Regions from separate parts of the Homo sapiens genome. Here region 2 is linked to region 1. A link is a loop called in an ENCODE intact Hi-C map of the cell type or tissue named here. Cell type or tissue: mammary epithelial cell. All regions are shown on one strand. Links, peaks and the distances in the headings refer to the core of each region. The heading gives the core; the rest is flanking DNA. Region 1 overlaps ABHD6 (abhydrolase domain containing 6, acylglycerol lipase). Region 2 holds the start of LOC105377104 (a long non-coding RNA gene).

Region 1 (12,599 bases), core at 1-8,000:
AAAGAGATGCCTTTGAATGATAAAGACAAAAAACTTGTTTTTTGGCTGGGTGTTGTGGCTCAGGCCTGTAATCCAGCACTTTAGGAGGCCGAGGTGGGCAGAACACCTGAGGTCAGGAGTTCAAGACCAGCCTGGCCAACATGGCGAAACCCTGTCTCTACTAAAAATACAAAAATTAGCTGGGTGTGATGGTGCGCACCTGTAATCCCAGCTACTCGGGAGGCTGAGGCAGGAGAATTGCTTGAACCCAGGAGGCAGAGGTTGCAGTAAGCTGAGATCACGCCACTGCACTCTAGCCGAGATGACAGAGCGAGACTCTGCCAACAAACAAAACAAAACAAAAAACAAAAAAAAACTTTTGTTTTTCAACTAAATTTTATATTAAAAAATCGTTTTTGGACAGTGTCTCACTGTCACCCAGACTGTAGTACAATAATGTGATCATGGGTCACTGTAGCCTCAACCTCCCAGGCTCAACCGATCCTCCCACCCCAGCCTCCCAAGTAGCTGGGACTACAGGTGCATGCCACCATGGCCAGCTAATTTTTAATTTTTTTGTAGAAACAGGGTCTCACCATGTTGCTCAGGCTGGTCTTGAACTCCTAGGCTCAAGCGATCCTTCTGCGTTGGCCTCCCAAAATGCTGGGATTACAGGTGTGAGGCACTGCACCATGCCTAAATTTTATCTTCTGAATAGGTACTGTAGGCTTACAGCATACATTTCAAATGACATAAAGGGATAGATATTAAAAAGTGAGTCTCCCTTCCACCTCTTCCCCTGTCAGCCTCTCCCCTCTCCAGGAGCAACAACTAGTATGAGTTTCTTAAGTGTCCCCTGAAAAATATGATATGGGGGCTTTTACCTCTTGACGATGTATCTAAAATTGCTCCAAATCAAAACACACAAGGCTGCCTCAGTCTTTTTTTCTTTTTTTTTTTGGAGACAGGGTCTTACTCTGTGGTCCAGGCTGGAGTACAGTGGTGCAAACATAGGTCACTGCAGCCTCAAACTCCTGGGCTCAAGTGATCCTCCTGCCTCAGCCTCCAGAGGAGCTGGGACTACAGGCATGTGTCACCACACCTGGCTAATTTTTTTGATTTTTATTTTTAGAGAGGGGATCTTGCTATGTTGCCCAGGTTAGCTGCCTCAGTCTTTATGAAAGTTACCCTGTACTGCATTGGGTGGAGCCAGTTAGTTCTTAAGAGGACCATTTCAGGTACCCTCTGTGTTTCAGAGCAAAGTTGTTGGGGTCGGTCTCTATTTTATGTCCCTGAAAGGTACGGCAGCCAAGAATGAGTTAAGTCCACACTTCCCCTCTGCTGTGTGGCTCCCCTCCCTGCCTTACTTATTGGTGCCAAATGGATTTTTCTAAAGCTGAGGAGCTTTCTCAACTTGGGGAAGAAAAGGCAAGAGAGAAGGGTCCAAGTGAGATTCCAGTCCCCCTGTTCTCCATTGATTTAATGGAAAACACCCCCTATGTCAGCAGATTGTGGAGATAGGACAAAGGAAGTGAAAATGATCAGAAGTTAAAACCTATGGAACTGTAGCCATTGTTTCTGTTTCGAGAATAAGATCACATAGTTTAGGGAGATTTGCCAAGTACCAGCTAACTTGCTCACATTATTCCATCAACCATGCAATGTCACTATAATTACCACTTTTCACAGATGAAGAAAATGAAGCTAAGTCATTTATCTAAGGTGGTGAGAGGCTCCAGAGCCTAAAAAGCTGCATTCCATCCCTCCCATGTGGAAGACCAGTCTGGGAGCTGCTCCTTTGAGGCAACTCAAGTGTCATCAACTCAAGCGTCATCTCCAAACAAGAAACTCTGAAAAGCAGGCAGTGCTTTAGAATCCCTAGAAGCCAAGCCTGAGAGAGAGACCCTCACGGAAGTGATTTACTGGGAGATGGCCCCCAAGTGAAATCTGTAAGGGAGGAGGGAAGCAAGATAGGGCAGGAGAAGAAGCCAAGCAAAGATGTGGATTTGAAACCGGTCCAATCATCCCACAGAACTGATGCTTACGGTTTCTTTTGAGTATATGTAGAGATTGACCTTCTCATCTTAAAATTTGAGAAGTTACATTTGTCTTATCTGAGTTCCTTTCTCAGTAAACCAACCATGAGGCTTCCCAGGTAGTATCAAGGAGCTGAAACTCACCAGATCACTGCATTTGGACAATGACAGTCCAGACCCTTCACCCTTCATGACTGCCTGTCTCCCACGACCTGCTTTCTGTTGACCAACTCCCCTTCCTTATCCTTCCCTGATTCCTGTTTTCCTGCATTTGTTATATTTCTGCTGTATAAACTCCTAATTTTAGTCAGTCAGGGAGATGGATTTGAGACTGATCTCCCATGTCCACAGCAGCAGCTCTCAAAGAAAGCCTTCTTCCCTGGCAATATTCATTGTTTCAGTGATTAGCTTTCTCTTTGGTGAGCAGCAGGACCTAGAAGCAACACTTGGTGTTTCAGTAACAGATTCAGCTGAGTCTAGCCTCAGCTGGATCCCATGGGGAGTCCTGGAGCATAAATGATACTAAGGAAGCTTCTAGGCTTTGAGGCAAGGGGGCCAAGCCTTCTATAGGTGTCATTGGCTGCTACCTATAGGGTTGCCAGATTTAGCAAATAAAAATATAGGATAGGCCAGGCACGGCGGCTCATGTCTGTAATCACAGTGCTTTTGGAGGCTGAGGCAGGAGGATTGCTTGAACCCAGGAGTTCTTACCCGTATGTATGTGTGCAAATGCACAGAAATCCCAGTGGACTGACTGATGGGGGAAGGGTGGGGCTGTGCAGAGGGTGTAAGAGACTTTCATTTTTTCAGCAATCTTTTTGTTTGATTTTTTTTTTTGAGACAGAGTTTTGTTCTTGTTGCCCAGGCTGGAGTGCAATGGCACAATCTCAGCTCACTGCAACTTCTGTCTCCCAGGTTCAAGCTATTCTCCTGCCTCAGCCTCCCAAGTAACTGGGATTACAGGCATGCACCATCACACGGGGCTAATTTGTTTTTTGTTTTTCGTTTTGTTTTGTTTTGTTTGAGTCGGAGTTTCGCTCTTGTTGCCCAGACTGGAGTGCAATGGCCCGATCTCTGCTCACCTCCACCTCCACCTCCTGGGTTCAAGCAATTCTCCTGCCTCAGCCTCCAGAGTAGCTGGGATTACAGGCATGCGCCACCACGCCTGGCTAATTTTGCATTTTTAGTAGAGACAGGGTTTCTCCATGTTGGTCAGGCTGGTCTTTAACTCCCAACCTCAGATGACCTGCCTGCCTCGGCCTCCCAAAGTGCTGGGATTACAGGAGTGAGCCACTGCGCCTGGCCTAATTTTGCATTTTTAGTAGAGACAGGGTTTCTCCATGTTGGTCAGGCTGGTCTTTAACTCCCGACCTCAGATGATCTGCCTGCCTCGGCCTCCCAAAGTGCTGGGATCAGGTGTGAGCCACCGTGCCCGGCTGTTTGATTTCTTTTAAAGTGACAGCATCATTTTGGTAACACTAATAATTATTAAATAAAAAATCAGGACCTGCTACTTACGTAGTTAGGCACAAGAGGGAGCTGTGGACCACACCTATCTTGTTTGTTTTTTCTCTGCAAAAACAAGCAAAAATACAGAATTCCCAGTTAAATTTGAGTTTCAGATAAACAATGAGTGGGACATCTTTATACTAAAAATGTATTTGTTGTTTATCTGAAATTAACATTTAACTGGGCATCCTGTATTTTATCTGGCAACACTTGGACATAAGAGGAGAAAAGGTATAGCTTCGCAGGCACCTCCAGTCATCTGAGGGTGGCTCAACTGGGCAGCCAACCCAGCAGGTGGGGGGTGGATGCAGCAGTCAGTAAAGGGGACCTGGGAAGGACATAAGCACACCCGTTTCGGGCAGGAACTCTGGGGGCAGTGCACCAGACAATGGTAAAAAAGACTAAAAGCCCTTTCCTAGACCATCAAAACCACCCCCATCACCCAGGGAACAGCAAGACAGCCTGGTCCCCTGCCCCAGCACCCACCCCTCTGCCAGCAGCTACTGGAGGACATCTTTTCTCCTTCAGTCATTCCCCTGCTTGTCTGGGGGTTATAGCTGGAGCCATGCTGTTTAACTTTGTCTCACCCAGCATTTCTGAACTGTATTTAAATGACGGAGGAAACTTTCCTTGGAAGTGATCTTAGAAATCTCCCTCCTAAAAAAATGGCTCCAGGGCCCCAGGAAGGGAGATTTTGGGGAGGGGATAACGACCCTGTAATAAAGCAGCCCGTTTCTGGAGGGGCCTTAAATCCTTTCTTCAAATTCAGAGACCTTCTCCTGGGGGTTCAAAGAGGTCCTTACAAAGAGATTTGTACCCCGTTTTCTCTGGAGGACTCTGCATCCCTGTTATAGGAACCTGAGGGCTCTGTGGGTTTGGACCTAGAAGAGCTCCAGGGAAAAGAGCAGGAGGAGTGGGCAACAGTAATGTCTAGCATAGCCCCAATTGTGTTATAAAAAAAAAATCCACAAAGCCAACCAGTTTTACACTGCTTACCCGTATGTATGTGTGCAAATGCACAGAAACCCCAATGGACTGACTGATGGGGGAAGGGTGGGGCTGTGCAGAGGGTGTAGGAGACTCTCCTTTTTTAAGCAATCTTTTTGTTTGATTTCTTTTAAAGTGACAGAGCATCATTTTGGTAACACTAATAATTATTAAATAAAAATCAGGACCTGCTACTTACATAGTTAGGCACAAGAGGGATCTATGGACCTATCTATATGCTGCGCCTTCCATGCTGGAAGAAAAAAATGCCTCCTCAGCCCACCCCCAAGGCAGGAGAGCCGGACCTAGAAAGCAGGCTCCCATCCCTTATCTGAAATCCTAAAAAAAAAAAACAACTGGAAACCAAGTATCTTCATCCAGCGCCAATGCTTAATCTGAACTAAGGTGAGGCTTACAGCTTTTGTCCCACTTACTGTGGCTACACATACATTGCATGGCAGAAATACAAATGCATTTATTTGACCATGTGTGGTGGCCCCAGACCCTGCAGAGGGCATCACATGATACATGGTATACACACTGTGATACCTTTCCAGGTCGAAACGCTTCTGAATTCAAATCACGTCTGGCCTGAGAGCTTTGGGGAGGGGTTGTCTTGGCAGCCACCTTTCCAGTTGTCCTTCAGGAAGTCACCTGCCCCCGACCCAGCCAGCTTTGGCCTTTGGTCATTGGAATTGTTACCCCCTTACTGCCCCTACGAACTCTTCCTTCTTCCACCCCCTGCTGCAGCTCCTGGTATGGCCTCAGATGCCTGTTCATTGCCTTGAGGATTTAAAGACCCTAAGATCCAGAAACCAATGAAGGGAAGGTTCCTCCAGGAGCCAAGAGAGAGGGACTGTCCTGTTGCTGAAAGGAGACCCGAGCAGTCACCTGTCCTCTCCCTCTGTCCCTCTGCCAGACTAGGCTGATGATGGTCACAAGACTCTCCTCCCACTGCCAGCACAGGCAACCCCAAGTCCACACCCTGGTTGGTACCAGCCCCAGGGAGCAAATACTGGGCCCCAGAGCCCTGCGGCAGCTGGGGACACCAGAAGAGCCAGCCCCAGGACTGTCACCTGGCAGGTAATTTGAGGATATCTCCACTGCCCTATCTGTGACCAGCCCCGTCCCTCTAAAAAAAACCCTCTACTTTTTTGTCTCCTTTCAGGAAATGGAGAAATTGCAAGAACAGCACCCAGTTTGGGGTTGGGGAGGGAGAAAAGGCTGATGAGAAGGTCCAGTCTGTGGTTGAAGGGTGATGCTGGAAGAGCTGAAAGGTGATGGCTCCTCCAAAGCAGAAGGCTGGGGCCTGCACGTGTTAAAATCTGCAGCCACCATTTTAGAACGGTGGTAGTTACCTAAGCAACCCATGGTCCTAAGAACAATATCCAGGGCTTGGAAAGTAAATAAGGGGGCCTACATTCAGCATTTATTATAAATATTAGACCCAAAATGTGTTTGAAGGCAGGTATAGCCCCTGGCCAGTAAGCAATCCCTTTAAAAGATGCCTGGGCAGACCCCAGCAGAGCTTCAGGGCTGGCTTCTGAAGCAGCAGCTAGGAGCAGTCACATTTGTTTTTCTTTTTTTTTTTTTTTTTTTTTTGAGACAGAGTCTTGCTGTGCTGCCCAGGCTGGAGTGCAGTGGCGCAATCTTGGCTCACTGCAACCTCCACCTCCCGGGTTCAAGCAATTCTTGTGCCTCAGCCTCCTGAGTAGTTGGGACTACAGGTGTGCACCAACATGCCTGGCAAACTTTTTGTATTTTTAGTAAAGAAGGGGTTTTGCCATGTTGGCCAGACTGGTCTTAAACTCCTGACTGCAGGTGATCCAGCCGCCTCAGCCTCCCAAAATTCTGGGATTACAGGCGTGAGCCACTGCACCTGGCCAGGCCACATCTCTTGACTGCTTTCCATGCCAGACCCCAGAGAGGCAATGAGACTGAGCCGAGACTTCTCCCAAAGGAGAATATTGTTGGGAACAAACAACACTCATATCCAGAGTATGGGGGCAGGGAGAGGATATCAGCAAGGTGAACGAGCCCTTCCAAAGTAGATGACACACCAGTCCTGGTTGTTAAAGAGGCTGGAGTGGAGAGGGCAAGCTGTCCCTGGATATGTCCTTAGCAGAATGATGTCGGAATTCAGGTGGGTTCTGTTTCCTGTCCAGCAGGAGGCTGGGCAGTTGGAAGTCCTTAACTATGATGAATGAACAACCGGGTGACCTTCTTCAATGGGGGCTCAAGCCAGGAAGGGTGGCCCCAGCAATCTACGGCTGAAGCTGCCACACACTGGCCTGGTCTGGGTGAGCCAATGGAGCCCCAGGTGGATTGGTAAGGTATGTGGGACAGCTCCTGCCTGAACAGGTAAAAGCATTGTTTTCACGTGTTACCATTACCTTTAGTTATATACCGAGAGGCTTCCCTCTCCTCATAAGCTGTGTGACCTTGGACAAAATACCACTCCATGCCTCGGTACCTCTGCTGAAAAACTGGCACAGTGTCATATGTACAGGGCTGCGTGAAAACACTTAGAATAGCCCCTGGCACATAGTTTAGTCCTCCAGCCTGGCCTAACATACGTTCTGAGAATTTCCTCTGGGCAAAGCAACAAGAATACTCACTGGGGCTCAAATGGAAGATACAGGCTTACACAGGCAGTCTCATCAGTTTGATGCATTTGTTACATCACTCACTCCTAGTGTTACCTCTGTCCAGGACAAGGAGCCCAGACTGACTGCAAACTGAGTTCTCACCACTGCTTGTCCTTCTTCAACACCTGACCAGGAGGGTCTGCCCACAGCGGCCCTGAAGGCCCCAACTCCAGGCAGTGAGATCGAGAGACCAGCTGCAGCTGTGATTCCTGGGGCTATCCATTGTTATTTCAGAAGTTCCTGGCAGTCTTTCAGGGGGTGCTGTGATGAATGAGTACTTTCTTCTTCCCGACTGTCATCAAAGGCACACACCATAGAGCCCAGGGGGTGTGTGGCAAGGGGGACTCAGAGCTGGCAGTAACCAGCAGGCTCGCTATAGTCACAGAGGCAGGAAGTGAGGCACAAGGGTCTTCCGAGTGCACCCAGAATTGCAGCACCAAGCGAGAACCTGAAAACCCACCTTATAGTTCAAAATGACTCTTTCATACTCTCTGCTCACAACTTGTAGTCAGTGCTTTCTGGTGACAGCAGAGGAGATGGAAGCTGTGTCCAGATGCAGAACCTGCCTACTGTCCTGGGTTCGGATGGATGGCACACACCCCGCCTGAATGACCCCATGGTGGGCACAGTTCAGGGACTGCTTTTGATGTCATCTTTAGCTGGTATTCAACCCAGAGCATAAGAGTTCCTGTATCCTGTACGGTTTCTGATCTGAGGTACTTATCCCAGGTCTGGGGCTTCCTCATTGATCCTGAGGAAACCATCTCTCATCACCTAGGCCCACCAACACTGAACCCCTCTCCCACTATGCTCAGAATTCTTGGTGAATATAGGAAATTGGAACAAATAAAATGTCTAATATCTACTTTCTTTTCTACTTCATTGATTTTTGTTTTTGTCTGTGTTTCTTCCCTCTAATTTGCTCTGGCTTTGATACTATTTATTTTCTCATTTCTTGAGCTAGAAGCTTAATTTATTGATTTTTCTTTCCTTTTTTCTTTTTATATAAGAGATGGGGTCTTGCCATGTTGCCCAGGCTGGTCTCAAACTCCTGGGCTCAAGCAGTCCTCCCGCCTTGGCCTCCCAAGGTGTTGAAACTACAGGTGTGAGCTACTCCACCTAGCCTCTTCCCTTCTAATATACGTATTGAAGCCTATGAATTTCCCTCTGAGGCACTGCTTTAGCTGCAGCCCAGCTTGATGTCATATTTTCATATCTTCTTCTTGTTTTTAAGCTCTAAGTTCCATTCTTCTCTGGTAAACTGAAATATTCAAACACAGTCCTGAATTCAGATTTAAACTGTAAAGTTTATCTCACTTTATTCCCAGAATGACTTGGCTGTAGATTTTCTGTAAAAAAAAAATTGGAAAGAGTGAAGCTCCTGGGGAGTTTAGGGCTCCTAAATCCTACAGAAAGAGTCAAAAAGAATATTTTGATGACTCTTGCCTTTTTTGATATACAATTTCCAGTGAATTATTATTATATTATTTTGAGATGGATTTTTGCGCTTATTGCCCAGGCTGGAGTGCAATGGCACAATCTCGGCTCACTGTAACCTCCGCCTCCCGGGTTCAAGCGATTCTCATGCCTCAGGCTCCCAGGTAGCTGGGATTACAGGTGTGTCCCACCACGCCCAGATAATTTTTGCATTTTTAGTAGAGATAAGATTTTGCCATGTTGGCCAGGTTGGTCTTGAACTCCTGGCCTCAAGCAATCGACCCACCTCGGCCTTCTCAAGTGCTGGGATTACAGGCATGAGCCACTGCACCTGGCCTTTGATATACAATTTCAACTGGATAAAAATTGCAAACATGATTCCTTAAACCTAATAAATCATCCATGCAAAGACTTCCAAAGCCTGTTAAACAAGCCTTATTTTAAAAAACACATTTTAAAGTTAACAGAAAATCTGCCAACATTGCACCTAATTAGGAGTTCAGAAATAGAAACCACCTGCATGTTGCTGATCTAGACTTATTAAATTTATTTCATGTCATTGTGGTCACTTTTACAGCTGTTTAGACTTATTTTCAATCACATTACTCTTCACAGAATTCACAGAATTCATTAACTAACTAGTATGTTACATCCAAGGGTTCTTAGTAGCACATTGAAATAGAAAAGAGGCCCACGAGTTGTTGCTTGTGTGTGGAACCTGAGTCTGATTACTTAGACAGATGTCTAGAACATTATTGCTTTATTAGGCCTATTTTTAAAAATAATAAATTATTCCTAGGAAACCCACCCTGCCAGGTGCTCATTCTGCGACTGCTGTGGGTTCACTCAGAACATACCTGACTGGTGGGTGCTGAATGAACCTCCCACCCATGTACCCTGCTGCTCCGGACGCTCTGAGGGCTAGAGCAATGCCCCTCCATGCGTGTAAACATTTTCTACAGCTTGCCACTTTCCTCCCTGGTCTTGCAGCCAATGGGCTGCAGTCATACATGGGTCTCTATGTAAAACTTAAATTAGACCTAAACAACAGGGTTCAGCGAATGAGGACTAATGCTCCTATAAAAGCCACTGCCCATGCAAGGGAATACACCTGATGCAACAAAAATATCTTGAGTCTCCAACTATAAGGAATGTCTCAAAGAAAATGTCCTTGATTTAATTATGGTCCAAGGTGGCTGCTTTGCACAAGCTTCTCAGTGACATGAACTTGAAGACTTCATGGTAGATTTCATGGCTGGGGTTTCTTATTTTGTTCCATATGAGTTTCTATTTTGTGAAAAATATCTTGGAGGTTTTCGCGTGGTCCCCAAAGCTCTGGGGAACCGTGGATACCAGGGATAAGGGACGGGCTTCCTCAGGGTCACTGGCGCTCCGACCGCATTTGGGGCAGGATCCCTGAGAGTGGTGGCTGCGTCAGACTTGGGGGATGGGAGCAGATGCTGTGTGCAGAATGCAGGCTGCAGTCGGGGCCTCAGTCCAGCTTCTTGTTGTTGTCTGTGTTGTGCACAGAAGCTAAAAAGTCGATTATGAGCTTGGCTGTCTTCCTGGGTCTTTCCATCACTACTGAGTGCCCACAGTTTTCCAGAAGCTCCACCTGGCAGTTGGCAATTGACTTGGCCAACATGTCTGCCCCAGACACATCCAGCACCTGCTGGGCAAGAAAGGGAGCTGGATGATACACAAAGATTCAGACACCCACGTGTGCACTCTGTGGACAGAACTTCCACCAAGGCCTGGCAGGGGTCAGTGGGGCAGGAGGATGTGAATTTTAGGACCAAGTCCCTTTGGTGTTGGGGCTTGTGGCTGTCTGAATGGAAGTAACCATGATGCCTCCTGTTTTATTCTGCAACTCTGTGCCAGGAGTTGGGCTGATGTCAGCAATACTGAGGTAGAAAACAAACGTTCCTTGCCCTTGAGGAGGTTATGGTATGGTGGGGAAGTCAGAGAGCACAGGGGATGAGCAGGGTCGAGGGAAGACCTCGTTCCTGAGTCCCGGGAGAGCAGAAAGGGGACAGGGGAGGAGCATTCACGGATGTGGGAATGGCACAGGGTGGGAGATCATGGCGAGTGCAGGGGCCACCAAGGAGCACGGCGGCTGAGACACCAAGCACATGGGCAGTGGGGGTGGCATGGTGGGGAGAAGGGGCAGAGAGGAGGGCGCTGCTCCTACAGCCACACGGACCATGGGGAACCACAGGCTGTGTTAAGGTGAGTGACTTGATCAGGCTGGCCCTGTGGCTGGTTAGGGCAGCCCAAGCTGTAGGAAGGATGCAAGAGGGGAAGGCTAATTATCACAAGCTGGGGGTATCTCTTTATTTGTTGAAAAGGAGTTTCACTCTTTCGCCCAGGCTGGAATGAAGTGGCGTGATCTCAACTCACTGCAACCTCCGCCTCCCAGGTTCAAGTGATCTTCTGCCTCAGCCTCCCCAGTAGCTGGGATTATAGGTGCCCGCCACCATGCCCAGCTAATTTTTGTATTTCTAGTAGAGATGGGGTTTCACCACGTTGGCCAGGCTGGTCTCGAACTCCTGACCTCAGGTGATCCACCTGCCTCAGCCTCCCAAAGTGCTAGGATTACAGGCCTGAGCCACCGCACCCAGCTGGAGGTCTCTTTGAAGGTCCTCTGGGGATCCCCAGAGCTGTGTGTTTCTTGGCTCTAACCTCTGCAGATATGGGGAATGCTTTTCCAACATGAAAGCCAGAACTTTTCCAGGGCTGATCCTTTTCAAACAACTCATTTCCTCTCCTTTTCCTCTGGGTTCCCAGCTACTATGCCAATCCACCTCCATCTTTTTCCCCAACATCCTCCCTCAGAAGTGGATCCGCATTCACTCCCCTTCTCTTAGCTGCCTTTACCTTCAATTCATCCTAGACAAGAGGGCCCCTCCTCCCCATCCTTAACGGCAAAAGCAAAAGCCCCAACAAACTCAAGCACCTTCTGTGTCTTTGCTCTATTCTCACCAACTCAAATTATTAAAACCAAGATTTTCTGCCCACTGGGGAGTTAAGGTAAGACGATGCCTCAGTCAAGGAAAAGAGTCCTGCAGGGCATCCCTGGACCAGGAAAAGGAACAGCTAATGGGGAGCTTAACAGCTAATTCCAGCCAAGGAAATGGAAACCTCTGCCTTGTCACTCACTCACAGCTAAGGCTGCCACGGCAACCCACTGAGCAGGAATAACACCCAGCTACTGTGGAAACACTCAGAAGAAACGCAGATGCAGTCAATAGGTGAAAACAGCATGAAAAAGTGGAAACTCCCAACTGAGTGTCTTTTTTTGTTTTTTTGAGACAGGGTCTCGCTCTGTTGCACAGGCTGGAGTGCAGTGGCACGATCATGGCTCACTGCAGCCTTGACCTCCCGGGCTCAAGTGATCCTCCCACCTCAGTGCCCCCCAGGTAGCTGGGATGACAGGTACGCACCATCATGCCCAGGCAAAACTGAGTGTCTATCCTGGAGAGATATCAGAAACCACAACTCACAGGCAAAAATACCCATATGAGCTGCTGGCTTTGGCACTGTTTGCTGGTTAGCGTTACAAATCCATCATTCTCCATGGCCACCCAGAGGTATGTGCAACTACTGAACGACCCCCTGATGAGATATGCACATCTGTGGGAACCATTTCAGCGATTTCCTAGATAGAATATTCATATAAATGGTCAAAAACTTTTCCTGGGCTGGGTGTGGTGGCTCACACCTATAATATCAGCACTCTGGGAGGCCGAGGTGGGAAGATCTCTTGAACCCAGGAGTTCGAGACCAGCCTGGCCAACATAGTAAGACCTCATCTCTACAAAAAATAAAAAATTGCTCTCCCTCTCCCTCTCCCTCTCCCTCTCCCCACGGTCTCCCTCTCCCTCTCTTTCCAGGGTCTCCCTCTGATGCCGAGCCGAAGCTGGACTGTACTGCTGCCATCTCGGCTCACTGCAACCTCCCTGCCTGATTCTCCTGCCTCAGCCTGCCGAGTGCCTGCGATTGC
Region 2 (12,599 bases), core at 2,669-10,668, 340 kb after region 1:
AGCCCGGCCCTGAGTTGCTGTTTTGATTTATAAAGACCAAAGAAAGTCCGGAGATGGGCAGTGGTGATGGTTGCACAATAATACGAATGCCACTGAATTGTACATTCAAAAAGGGTTAAAATGATAAACTTTATATTACGGATATTTTATCACAATAAAAAATCAAAAAAGAAAATAAATTATTATTAAAAGATTTAAATACACACAATAATAGAAAAAATGATTCAATTAATTCACATATACCCATCAACCCAATTCAACCATCAACAAGATTTGCTGTATTTACTTCATTTATCCTTCTTTTTTCTCTCTTCTTTATCGTGTGTGTGTGTGTGTGTGAAATATTTTAAAGCAAATCCTAGACATTATTCAGCTCTTTAAATGTGGATATCTCCATATGTAATGTTTAGGGAAAATGCTTAAATTGTGTTTTTACTCTGCTCTCACACCAACACAACAATCAACACAGAAGACTTCTGTAATCCCAAAATATGAGAATATTTCTTCCCACCAGTAAGCAAGCAAGCAGTTCAGCAGCGGACACAAGCTGTGTGTCCTCAATTCTGACACCATCTACCTGGAGATAGCATCAGATTCCAAAGGTTGAGGGCTCGGTCCCCAAGACTGGCCCCGTTTCGGACACGAGTCACAAGTCCAGGCCTCTGGAACCTCTGACTGAGCAGCTTCAAGTTGGGGTTCCCACAACCCCTTATTTGGGTTCAATTAATTTGCTGGAGCTCACAGAACTCAGGGAAACACTTTTACTGGTTTATTATAAAGGATATTACAAAGGATCCAGATGAAGAGCACGTAGGGCCAGCTACTGGGGAAGGGGCATGGAGCTCCATGCCCTGCCTGGGGCACCCTCCAGGACCCTCCCAATGTTCAGCTGTCCAGAAGCTCTCCAAACCCAGTCCTCTTGGGCCTTTTTCTTTTTTTTTTTTTTTTGAGACGGAGTCTTGCTCTGTTGCCAGGCTGGAGTGCAGAGTGGCATGATCTGGGCTCACTGCAACCTCTGCCTCCCGGGTTCAAGCGATTCCCCTGCCTCAGCCTCCTGATAAGCTGGGACTACAAGCACGCGCCACCACACCCAGCTAATTTTTTTGTATTTTAGCAGAGACGGGGTTTCACCATGTTGGCCAGGATGGTCTTGATCTCCTGACCTTGTGATCTGCTTGCCTCAGCCTCCCAAAGTGCTGGGATTACAGGCGTGAGCCACCACACCAGCCTTCTCTTGGGCTTTTATGGAAGCTCAGCATTCCTTCCCCCAGAGTATGGGGCAGGACCCTCTCTGGAATAAGGGTCTATGACCCAAGTGAGAAAGGTGGGGGAAGATTGGAGTCTTTCTTTGGGGCAGGTGAAAAGGGAGCAGGGAGCGGGAGAAGATCAGAGAGATTCTGTTTCCTGAGGCCTGTCCCCGAGGCCCAACACACCCAACATTCTAACAAAGGGAAGAATCAGGGAAGAAGAGATGCAAGACTCCAGAAGCACGCCAACATATAAAACCCCACATCAAAGGTCAAATCGTGCACTTGATCTCTCAAGACGCCTGCTTGGCCCTCTTCCAGGTGTACTTTACTTCCTGTCGTTCCTGCTCTGAAACTTTTTAATAAACTTTCACTCCTGCTCTAAAACTTGCCTCGGTCTCTCCTTCTTGCCTTTTGCCCCTCAGTCAAATTCTTTCTTCCGAAGAGGCAAGAATTGGCGATGCTGCAGACCTATACAGATTTGCCACTGCTAACATGAGGAGGTGACACTTGAGAGATGTAGTGGTTTGAATTATGGTTCCCAAAAGATCTGTCCACCAGGAACCTCAGAATGTGACCTTTTTTGGAATAAGAGTCTTTGTAGATGTGATTAAGGTAAAGGACCTCAAATTGAGATCATTCTAGATTAGCATGGGCCCTAAATCCAATGGTAAATATCCTTACAACAGACAGAAAAGGAGAAGACCATGTGAAAATAGAGGCAGAGATCAGAGTTATGGAGCCCCAAGCCAAGCAATGCCAAGGGTTGCCAGCAGCCTCCAGAAGCCAGGAGACAGGCAAGGAACAGATTCTCCCTCAGGGTCTGCAGAAGGAATTAACCCTGTCAACATCTTGATTTTGGACTTCTGGCCTTCAGAACTGTAAGAGCAGATTTCTGTTGCATTAAACCACCAAATATGTGATAATTTGTTTTGGCAGCCCTCGGAAGTTAATGCGAGACCTAAACAATGAGAAGGAGCTGGCTCTAGGAGGACCTGGTCATAGAGTCTTCCAGATAGAGGGAACACAGGCAAAGGCCCTGAGATTAATTACTTCACTGATTCTCAGCCCTGGCACAAGGTCTCATTCTGTCACTGAGGCTGGAGTGCAGTTGCACAATCACGGCTCACTACAGCCTCGACCTCCCAGGCTCAAGCAATCCTCCTGCCTTAACTCCCTAGTAGCTGGGACTATAAGCATGTGCACCATGCCCAACTAAGTTTTGTATTTTTTGTAGGACAGGGTTTCACCATGTTGCCCAGGCTGGTCTCAAACTGCCAGGCTCAAGCTATTCATACACCTCAGTCTCCCAAAGTGCTGGGATTATGGGCGTGAGTCACTGCACCTGGCCCACTAGAAATGTTTTTTTCTTTCTTTCTTTCTTTTTCTTTTTTTTTGAGACAGGGTCTCACTCTGTTGCTCAGGCTGGAGTGCAGTGGCAGGATCTTGGCTCACTGCAACCTCCGCCTCCCAGGTTCAAGTGATTCTCATGCCTCAACCTCCCAAGTAGCTGGGACTACAGGTGCCTGTCACCACACCTGGCTAATTTTTGTATTTTTAGTAGAGATGGGATTTCACCATGTTGGCCAAGCTGGTCTTGAACTCCTGAACTCAAGTGATCCACCTGCCTCAGCCTCCCAAAGTGCTGGAATTACAGGCGTGAGCCACAGTGCCCAGCCTAGAAAATTTGTTTAAAAGCTCCTGATGCTCATCTCTACCCCAGAACAATTAAATTGGAATCTCTGGAAGTGGAGCCCAGGCATCAGTATTTTTGCTCCCCAGGTAATTCTAACATACAGACAGGAGTCTTATTGCTGAGTTTCCTGATTCACAATCTCCTTAAGGCAAAATCAATTCATTAAAAAACACTATTATGCTAGGCGTGGTGGCTCACGCCTGTAATCACAGCACTTTGGGAGGCAGAGGTGGGCAGATCACCTGAGGTCAAGAGTTTAAGACCAGCCTGGCCAACATGGTAAAACCCCATTTCTACTAAAAATGGAAAATTTAGCTGGGCGTGGTGGCACACACCTGTAATCCCAGCTACTTGGGAGGCTGAGGAAGCAGAATTGCTTGAACCCGGGAGGCAGAGGTGGCAGTGAGCTGAGACTGCACCACTGCACTCCAGCCTGGGCGACAGAGCAAGACTCCGTCTCAAAACACAAAAACAAAATACTATTAAATTATTATTATTATTATTTTTTGAGACAGGGTCCTGCTCTGTCGCCCAGGCTGGAGTGCAGTGGCGGGATCTCGGCTCACTGCAAGCTCCGCCTCCCGGGTTCATGCCATTCTCCTGCCTCAGCCTCCCGAGTAGCTGGGACTACAGGCACCCACCACCACGCCCAGCTAATTTTTTGTATTTTTTAATAGAGACAGGGTTTCACCATGTTAGCCAGGATGATCTCGATCTCCTGACCTCGTGGTCCACCCGCCTCGAACCTCCAAAGTGCTGGGATTACAGGTGTGAGCCACCGCGCCCAGCCAAAATTATTTTAAAAAGAGAGAGAGATAGAGTCTTGCTCTGTCACCCAGGCTGGAATGCTGTGGTGGACTCTCAGCTCACTGCCACCTTTGCCTCCAGGGCTCAAGTGATCCTCCTGCCTCATCCTCCCAAGTAGCTGGGACCACAGGACCAGCTAATTTTTGTAAAGATGCGGTTTCGCCATGTTGTCCAGGATGGTCTTGAACCCCTGAGCTCAAGCGATCCACCCCACTTTGGCCTCCCAAAGCACTGCGATTACAAGCCCAAACCCACTTTCCATTGACAGCAAATGGTCACTCCATGTAGCAGTGGTCTGGGAAATACATTCTGGCTGGTGCCCAAGAAGAGGAGACCATGGATGTTGATGAATACCTTGGGTTCTGCCAGACTATTGCCATTAGAATTCTGTTTTACAGATGAAGAAAGAAAGTAAGTCTTGACTAATAAGTGGAGGAGCCAGGGATTGAACCCATGTCTTTCTGACCCAGAGCCACCCACTTACCTGTAGACCCACAGCCTCATGAGTGGGTGGTGATTCTGCTGCACCTGGCATTTGCCCTTTGCCACCTGTGGCTAGGTCACATTATTCATACACTGTCCTTTTCCATGGACCATATTTCCCCTCCAGAGGTGAAAAGCACAGCCCTCACTCTAATCAAGTCTTTTTTTGTTGAGACGGGGTCTTGCTTTGTCACCCAGGCTAGAGTACAGTGGTACAATCTCGGCTTACTGCAACCTCCCTTCCTGGGTTCAAGCAATTCTCCTGCCTCAGCCTCCCTAGTAGCTAGGACTACAGGCATGCGCTACCACGCCCGGCTAATTTTTGTATTTTTAGTAGATACAGGGTTTCACCATGTTGGCCAGGCTGGTCTCGAACTCCCAAACTTAGGTGATCCATCTGCCTCGGCCACCCAAAGTCCTGGGATTACAGGCGTGAGCCACTGCGCCTGGCCTCTAATCAAGTTTTTAATGAGGACCAGTATCTGATAGGAGTGAGGGACAGCATCCTTCTATAACCCATCCCCATCACCGGAATTTCACTCCTGTCTGTCCTGGGTTTTGTGGGGAGTCTGGAAACCCTCACACTCTGTCTCCTAACGAGAGAGAGCAGAAAGCCCACCCCAGGACCTTATGCGGGGCCCTGGACAGACCCCAAAAATCACCTTGAATCAGCCAGAGAAGAGCATATGGCTGTCAGCAGGATGGAAGCAGTAAACCCTGGGGGTGCTGGAGAGTGGAAGTCAGATGGACTCATCAGGAGACCCAGGCCTGGGATCACCTAAAATAGAAATATAAAAAGGGCCAATGTGTAGTATACATTGCCATGGGCTGGGCCCTTTATATGGGTTGTCTGGTTCAATACTCATGACAACCAAGTCAGTGTCATTATATTATCACCCCCATTTCACAGATGGGGAAACGAAAGCACACAAGGAGGCTGTGTCACTTGCCCAAGGTTAGGTAGCTGGAAATAGGCAGTGTTGGGACTTGAGCCCTGACATGTCTGAGCCAAAATTCTTACATATTCCACGGATTCTACCGCCTCCCTGGTGCTGGGAGCTGAGCCCAGGCAGGCGAGGGGACAGGAAGACATAAGCGTGCACTAGACAGTCCTGCCTCTGTGAATAACACAGATAACCGCAGGCTGAGGCCGTGGGACTTGCCCAGGTCCTACCTGGTTCTGTGGCCTGGAAAGTCACCCCCTACTGTTAACCCTCTGGCACATGGAGCAACTTTGTTTTTTTGCCCTAGCACTCAAGAGATCAATGATTGGAAGAGACCTTGGTGTGGGGTTCAGGAAACAGGGACCCACATTCTGAACTTCCATATCCCCACCTCACTCCCACCCCAGCCTTCCGTCTTTATGGCTCCTAGTTCTCTTTGGGGACAGTTCTTGGTACAGAGTGTATGCTCAATAAATGGAAGTGTTAACAAACAAAGGAAAGAGGCAGAGCACGGTGGCTCATGCCTGTAACCCCAGCACTTTGGGAGGCTGAGGCAGGAGGATCGCTTGAGACCGGGAATTCAAGACCAGGCTGGGCAACATAGCAAGATTCTGTCTCTACAAAATTTTTAAAAAATTAGCCAGCCATGGTGGTGTGCACCTGTAGTCTCGGCTACTCAGGAAGGAGGCTGAGGCAGGAGGATGGATTAAGCCCAGGAGTTTGAGACTGCAGTGAGCTATAATTGCACCACTGTACTCCAGCCTAGGTGACAGAACGAGACCCTGTCTCAAAAAAAGAAAGAAAGAAAGAAAGAACGATAAAGGAAAAGATATGGTCTTTTCTTTCAACATTTTTTTTTTTGAGACGGAGTCTCACTTTGTAGCCCAAGCTGGAGTGCAGTGGTGTGATTGTGGCTCACTGCAACCTCTGCCTCCCGGGTTCAAGTGATTCTCCTGCCTCAGCCTCCCGAGTAGCTGGGATTACAGGTGCCTGCCACCACACCCAGATAATTTTTGTATTTTTAGTAGAGGCAGGGTTTCACCATGTTGGCCAGGCTGGTCTCGAACTCCTGCCCTCAAGTGATCTGCTGCCTCAGCCTCCCAAAGTGCTGGGATTACAGGCGTGAGCCTCCGCGCCCGGCCCTAAAAAATATCTTGGTTCACTTATTTCACCATAGTTTTCTTCTTATGTCACGTAGATGGTATGTTATATGATAAAATAACTTTCTCAGAGAGAAGAAAAACATCATCCTAAGTGACAAGAGCTTTCTATCAGTCTTTTTCTTTCTTGGTGGCACATAAAATAGTGCTGTGTTCTTGTGATCAATGACATCTTAGAGTCGATGAAACATGGCATGTAATGAGCACCCAACTACCAAGAATGAGAAGAGCTAACAAGCACTGAGCTCTTCCAGACAAAGAGCTTTACGTTCACTAATCTAAGTTAGAAAATTACACCCGGATGTTACTACTATTCCCATTTTACCAATGGGAAGATTAAGGCACAGAAAGGTCAAGGAACTTCCCCAAGGTCACCCAGCCAGTGAAAAGTAGAGCGGAGACCTGACCAGCAACCGTTGTTCCTGCCACGGCAGGAGTGCCAACCACCAGCCTACCTGCCTCCCAGCCTCCTACTCAATGAGTGAACAGAAGTACTGGAGCTATCATTTCCATTTTCTACACCTGGGGTGGTGATTTTCTCAGTCTGTCAGTGTTTATTGAGCACGTACTGTGTCTGGTGAGGGCTGCTCTCTGATGCCTCGTTGCTATCCCCTCACCTGTGGAGGGCAGAAGAGCACAGGGCCTAGCTGGTTCCTTCCCACCCTTTTATTTGGCACGAATCCCTCCAGGAGGACTCAAAGCCTAATCAGCTCCCAAAGGCCTATCTCTCTACTGTTGAACTGAGGATTAAGTTGCAACATGAATTTTGGAGGGAACATGAATATTTAAACCACAGCACCCCCTAAAGCATGTGTCAGGTATCATCGGCCCCATTTTATACAGAAATCCAAGCCCTGAGAGGTTAAGAAATCTGCCTGAAGTCACACAGCTTAGACATAGCAGGGTCAGGATTCTAACCCAGGTCCAGGGCTGGGGTGGTGGGAAAGACAATGGCAAACATGGAGACCTTGGAAGAAACCACTGGAAGGGGTCTGAGGGCATGGCAGGCCCACAGGCCCTCCTCAGAGGCAAATCCTTGCATGGGTACATTGGCTGGAAAGGAAAAAAACAAGAAGAAGGAGCAGGAAACCGCTGGGGGTTATTGAATGTGCTCCCATCTTCCCCTGCCCTCCCAGTGTCCACTGCCCACATTTCAGCAGACAGTGTTACAGCAGGTAGCCAGGCAGACATGAGCACAGCAGGAGAGGCCCCCACCGGGAATGTCAGGTGACCATCCCGCGATGGTCAGGCGCTGTATCTCTAAAATAATTGGTTGCAGCCGGCGCCAGAGAAAGGCAGTCTCCCAACAGAAACACCTGAACCTGGTGAGCAGCAGCTTCCAGATAAGATCTCAGGAGTTAGGCGAGTGGGGTCAAGCATGCGCACTAAGAGGCAAAACATCGGAGTTTGACTGGTATGACCTTCCTCTAGGAACCCTTGGCTGGTAAGGGAAAAACACCTCAGTGAGCATGAGTACGACCCCAGTAAACACACTGTGCATGGGGCCCCGCCCAAGCGCTGGCAAGCCACTGCGCATGCGGAATGCCATTGTATAAGACCCCAAGTCAAAGGTCAAAGTGTGCACTTGATCTCGCAAGTCGCCCACTTGGCCCTCTTCCAAGTGTACTTTACTTTCTTTTGTTCCTGCTCTAAAGCTTTCTAATAAACTTTCACTCCTGCTCAAAAACCTGCCTTGGTCGGGCTGGGCGTGGTGGCTCACACCTGTAATCCCAGCACGTTGGGAGGCCAAGGCGGGTGGATCACTTGAGGTCAGGAGTTCGAGACCAGCCTGGCCCAACATGGTGAAACCCCGTCTCTACTAAAAATATAAAAAAAATTAGCCAGGAGTGGTGGCAGGCGCCTGTAATTCCAGCTACTCATGAGGCTGAGGCAGGGATCTCTGCTCACTGCAACCTCCACCTCCCGGGTTAAAGAGATTCTCCTGCCTCAGCCTCCCAAGTAGCTGGGATTACAGGCGCCCACCACACCTGGCTAACTTTTGTATGTTTTTTTTTTAGAAGAGATGGGGTTTCACCATGTTGGCCAGGCTGGTCTCAAACTCCTGACCTGAGGTGATCTGCCCGCCTCAGCCTCCCAAAGTGCTGGAATTACAGGCATGAGCCACCGTGCCCGGCCCTAAATCAATAGTTCTCAACCAGGGGTGATTTTGTCCCCCGGGGACATATGGCAAGGTCTGGAGACATTTTTGACGGTCACAGTGGAAGAGGGAGGAGTTGCTACTGGCTTTTAGTGGGTAGAGGCCGGGGATGCCGCTAAACACCCTACAATGCAGAGGACAGCCCCCCTCAGCAAATAATTATCAGCCCCAAATATCAATAGTGCTGAGGTTCAAAACCCCTGACCTAAACTAAGACACTGAGTGGCTCCTTCTTGGTGATGACCCTCTAGCATCCTTGGCCTGACAAGAATGGCCTAGCAAAGCCTGGGTGTGGAAAGACTGGCTGGGTGAGGAGCTAGCCCCCGGGTGGCTGGGGTCTCATGGCTTTTGCCTGCCTCCACCTCTTCCTCTTCCATCTCCACCTAATCCATGTGGGGCTGCTGGCTCGCCCCACAGCAAGATCCACTGAGAGGGTAGGCAGGCTATGCTGGCTTGGCCGATAGCAAACTCCCTCTCCAGACCATGGTGACTGGTTCAGGGATGGCAGGTGACTCAAAACAAACCAATCAGGATTTTCTCTGAGACTTCTCAGCCAGAGACTCTTTCCACTAGGGCCAGAGCTGGTGAGATGTGAACTTGGGGAGTCTAGTGGACACCTTGGTAGCCGTGGAAGAAGCAACATCCAAGCTGACTGATCAGTGCTGAAAGGGCAGAGTCCTGCTGATACGTGGCTCAGCGACACGAGCCAGAAACTTCCCTTTTTTGGAATTGCTTTGCTGTCTTGACTAATAGGGTCTCTCCCACTGGGCTGGGAATTTCCTGTTCTTTTCTCTTATCCCGGAGCACCACGCCCTGCTCCCCATTTAAGAGCCTGGAAGAGGAGCCCGCCCAACTGCTCATTTATGAACTCAGGTTACTCACTTCATAACCGGCTGTGGAGAACACCTGATCCAGTCTCTCGTCCCATCACGCAGGTGATGGAACTGTGGCTGGGGAGGAACCATTTTCATCTTGGTAGAATCTCTTGGGCAGTGGTTGGCTCGGGCTCCTTTGAGCGCCCGATGTAAGCTCTGCACAGCAGCCAGGGGACCCACAACCCTCCTGACGCCACCCCGTCTGGCCCTGTTCTCTCTCTCTTTTGGCTTTTCAAGGGAGTGAATTATGATTTTGGACTGGGCTCGAATCCTGATCTGTTGCTTCCTAGCTGAGTGAACCTGAGCAATTTACTTCCTCTCTCTGAGTCTCAGTTTCCTCTTCTGCAAAATGTGGACAGTGAATAACACCCACGATGAGCCCTGAGGGCCGTTGTTACTGGGGTGAAGATGAAAGGAGATGGTGTAGGCAAAGCACTCATTCTAGTGTCTCGCACATTTGGGGAATAATATATTCTGGAAGTGTTTTCTGCTTGAAAAGTAAAGAAAGAGGAGACGCCCTGGGGTGAGGAATCCTCCCTCTGTGGCCAGCTGTCAGGAGGCGGATGTGGAGGCTGGACACACTCCCACGGTGGCCTCCCAGCGGCTGGCCTGTCGGTGATGGGTGGTGCAGGGCCTGGTGTTTGGGGGCTCCCCCAGGCACACCCAGCCCCCCACCCTGGTGAATCAACCACACTGCTTAAGCCACAGCAAAACCAAGTCACTTCCTGGCGGTCCCAAACAAAGGCCTAGAACCCACAGTCCAGGAACTGGCCCCTTATCGCTCCTCAGGCCCGATAAGAAGGGCAAGAGGGTCTGAGTCGGCCAGGAGTAGCTCTTGCAGGACTCTCCCCTGGCCTTCTACCTGCACCTTAGCCCACCCTGGGGGTTCAGGCCCTCCCCTTCTCATGGCGCCCCCACAGGCATGCTGTCCCGTGTGCCCACCATGCAGCCCCTGCACCATCTCCAGAAGAAACCAGTTAAAGACTGCCAGGAGCAGCAGGCCATGAAGTGGGCACTCCCCAGAGCTTATCAGATAGGCAGGCTCTTCTGGGCCCCAGGAAGTGGGGCAGGGGACAGAAAAAGAATGAGGAAGGAGGGACAGAGAAAAGGTGAAAGGAGGGTTGGTGCCACGCCCTCCCCTGGAGGCCCCACAGAAGGAGGTCCAGTTGCAGCCTCCTGGCTGGTCCCCTGTCCTCCCACTCAACACCACTGGGAGCTGACCATCCTCCACCCCATAGCTACAGCCACTCTTTTTTTTTTTTTCCTTTTCTTTTTTGAGACGGAGTCTCGCTCTATCACCCAGGTTGGAGTGCAGTGGCGCCCACGCCCAGCCGAGCCACCTTCTTTTAAGCCACATCTGCTTGTCCCACCCTTGTTCAGAACCCTACTGTGAGGCTGGGTGCGGTGGCTCACGCCTGTAATCCTAGCACTTTGGGAGGCTGAGGCAGGTAGATCATTTGAGTTCAGGAGTTCGAGACCAGCCTGGCCAACATGGTGAAACCCTGTCTCTACTAAAAATACAAAAATTAGCCAGACATGGTGGCAAGTGCCTGTAATCCCAGCTACTAGGGAGGCTGAGGCAGCAGAATCGTTTGAACCTGGAGGTGGGGGTTGTAGTGAGCCAAGATTGTGCCACTGCGCTCCAGCCTGGGCAACAGAGCGAGACTTTATCCCCACCACCTGGCCAGGTGTCTTACTCTATTGGGGCTGCTATATAACAATAGAACATAAACTGGGAGGCTTACAAACAATAGAAATTTATTTCTTACAGTTCTGGAGGCTAGAAATCCAAGACTAAGGTCCCAGCAGATTCTATGTCTGGTGAGGGCCCTTCCTCATAGGCAGTACCAGCTTGCCATGTCCTCACAGGTGGAAGAGGCTGCTAGCTCTCTGAACATGATAAGGGCACTAATCCCATCCATGAGGGCTCCACCCTTATGACCTAATCACTTCCCAAAGGCCCTACCTTCTAATACCATCTCCTTGGGGCTTAGGGTAGGAATTTTGTGGGGACACAAACGTTCAGATTATAGCACCAGATTTTCTTCTTTTCTAATTTTTTTTTTTGAGATGGGGTCTTGCTCTCTTGCTCAGACTGAAGTACAGTGGCAAAATCACAGCTCACTGCAGCCTCAACCTCCCAGGCTCAAGGGATCCTCCCACCTCTGCCTCCTGAGTAGCTGGAACCACAGGTGGACACCACTACACCTGGCTAATACATATATATATATTTTTTTTTTTTTTTTTTTTTGGCTCACTACAGCCTCCACCTCCTGGGTTCAGGTGATTTTCTTGCCTCAGCCTCCCAAGTAGCAGGGATTACAGGCACATGCCACCACACCTCGCTAATTTTTGTATTTTTAGTAGAGACAGGGTTTCACCATGTTGGCCAGGCTGGTTGGTCTCGAGCTCCTGACCTCCAGTGATCCACCCACCTCAGTCTCCCAAAGTGTCGGCTAATTTTTAAAAATTTTTTTGTAGAGATGGGGGTCTCACTATGTTGCCCAGACTAATCTCAAACTCCTGGGCTCAAGTGATCCTACTGTCTCAGCCTCCAAAATGCTGGGACTAGAGGAATGAACCACCACGCTAGGCCAGCAAGTGGTCTTCTGACTCCCAAGGCCTCATTCCTTCCATGCTCCTAAATGGAGCTACTCACAGTCCCTGGGTCTCAAGCCTCTGGGTCTCTGCTGCTGGGACCCAGAAGAAGGTGAGTCTCAGCACTTGCTGGGTGAGTGGGTGGAAGTTTGCAGGAAGTCTTCCTGGAGGAGTGGCATTTTAGTTATCCTGGTGTTCTGACCCGATTGGGAGAGGCAGAAGAAAAGAAGGTCAGGTGATTCCCAAATAAGCCAATTTGCCCAGCTCTCACCTGAGCAAGGTGACTGGCCTCTTTGCAGGCAGGGAGGTCTAGTGGAAAGAGCAGGAAGCTCAGTGCTTACCAGCTACGTTACCTTGAACAAATGTCTCTCTGTGTGTGAGCCTCTGTTTCCTCCTCTGTAAAATGGGCTAAGGCTGCCCATCAGGGCTGCATACATTTATGCAAAGTGTGTAAATGCCCAGCAGGTGCTCCATCCATTCCATCCAAGATGGGAGTTTTCTCCAGGGCAGTGTCTTGGCTGCTTCCCTGGTCTAGGTCAAAGAAAGGGCCAGGATTGGAGAAAATGAAGCTAGGCCAATCCGGATTTTCCAGCTGTTCCTGGCTGCTCCATGTGGCTGGAGGAAGGAAATT

What was found. Hi-C counts contacts between places; a loop is a spot of excess contacts. Peaks named below come from ENCODE experiments on the same cell type or tissue, not always from the same donor. Only the 100,000 strongest peaks of a DNase experiment are listed, where the experiment ranks them.
Region 2: a loop joins it to region 1, with 14 times the contacts of the local background. A loop is called at or near these places in 4 of 110 quality-filtered maps.

The regions. Positions count from the first base shown.
Region 1 is chr3:58,291,255-58,303,853 of GRCh38, reverse strand. It overlaps ABHD6 (abhydrolase domain containing 6, acylglycerol lipase), which reads right to left. Exons shown (of 10, transcript NM_001320126.2): 10 at 9,120-10,265. The coding sequence ends at 10,089. Among named protein-coding and RNA genes, the nearest start is that of RPP14, 8.7 kb to the left of the region's middle. RefSeq lists an enhancer at 12,434-12,599. In mammary epithelial cell, for the core only: a CTCF peak has its summit at 3,546 (motif pointing right); no DNase peak of the experiment used is centred there.
Region 2 is chr3:57,956,712-57,969,310 of GRCh38, reverse strand. LOC105377104 (a long non-coding RNA gene) reads right to left here and starts at 10,033. Exons shown (of 4, transcript XR_940874.3): 1 at 9,378-10,033; 2 at 4,896-5,011. RefSeq lists enhancers at 6,367-7,319, 7,320-8,274, 8,977-9,534, 10,111-10,692. In mammary epithelial cell, for the core only: CTCF peaks have their summits at 5,403 and 7,145; DNase peaks (open chromatin) are centred at 5,290, 7,110 and 9,280; H3K27ac peaks cover 631 bases.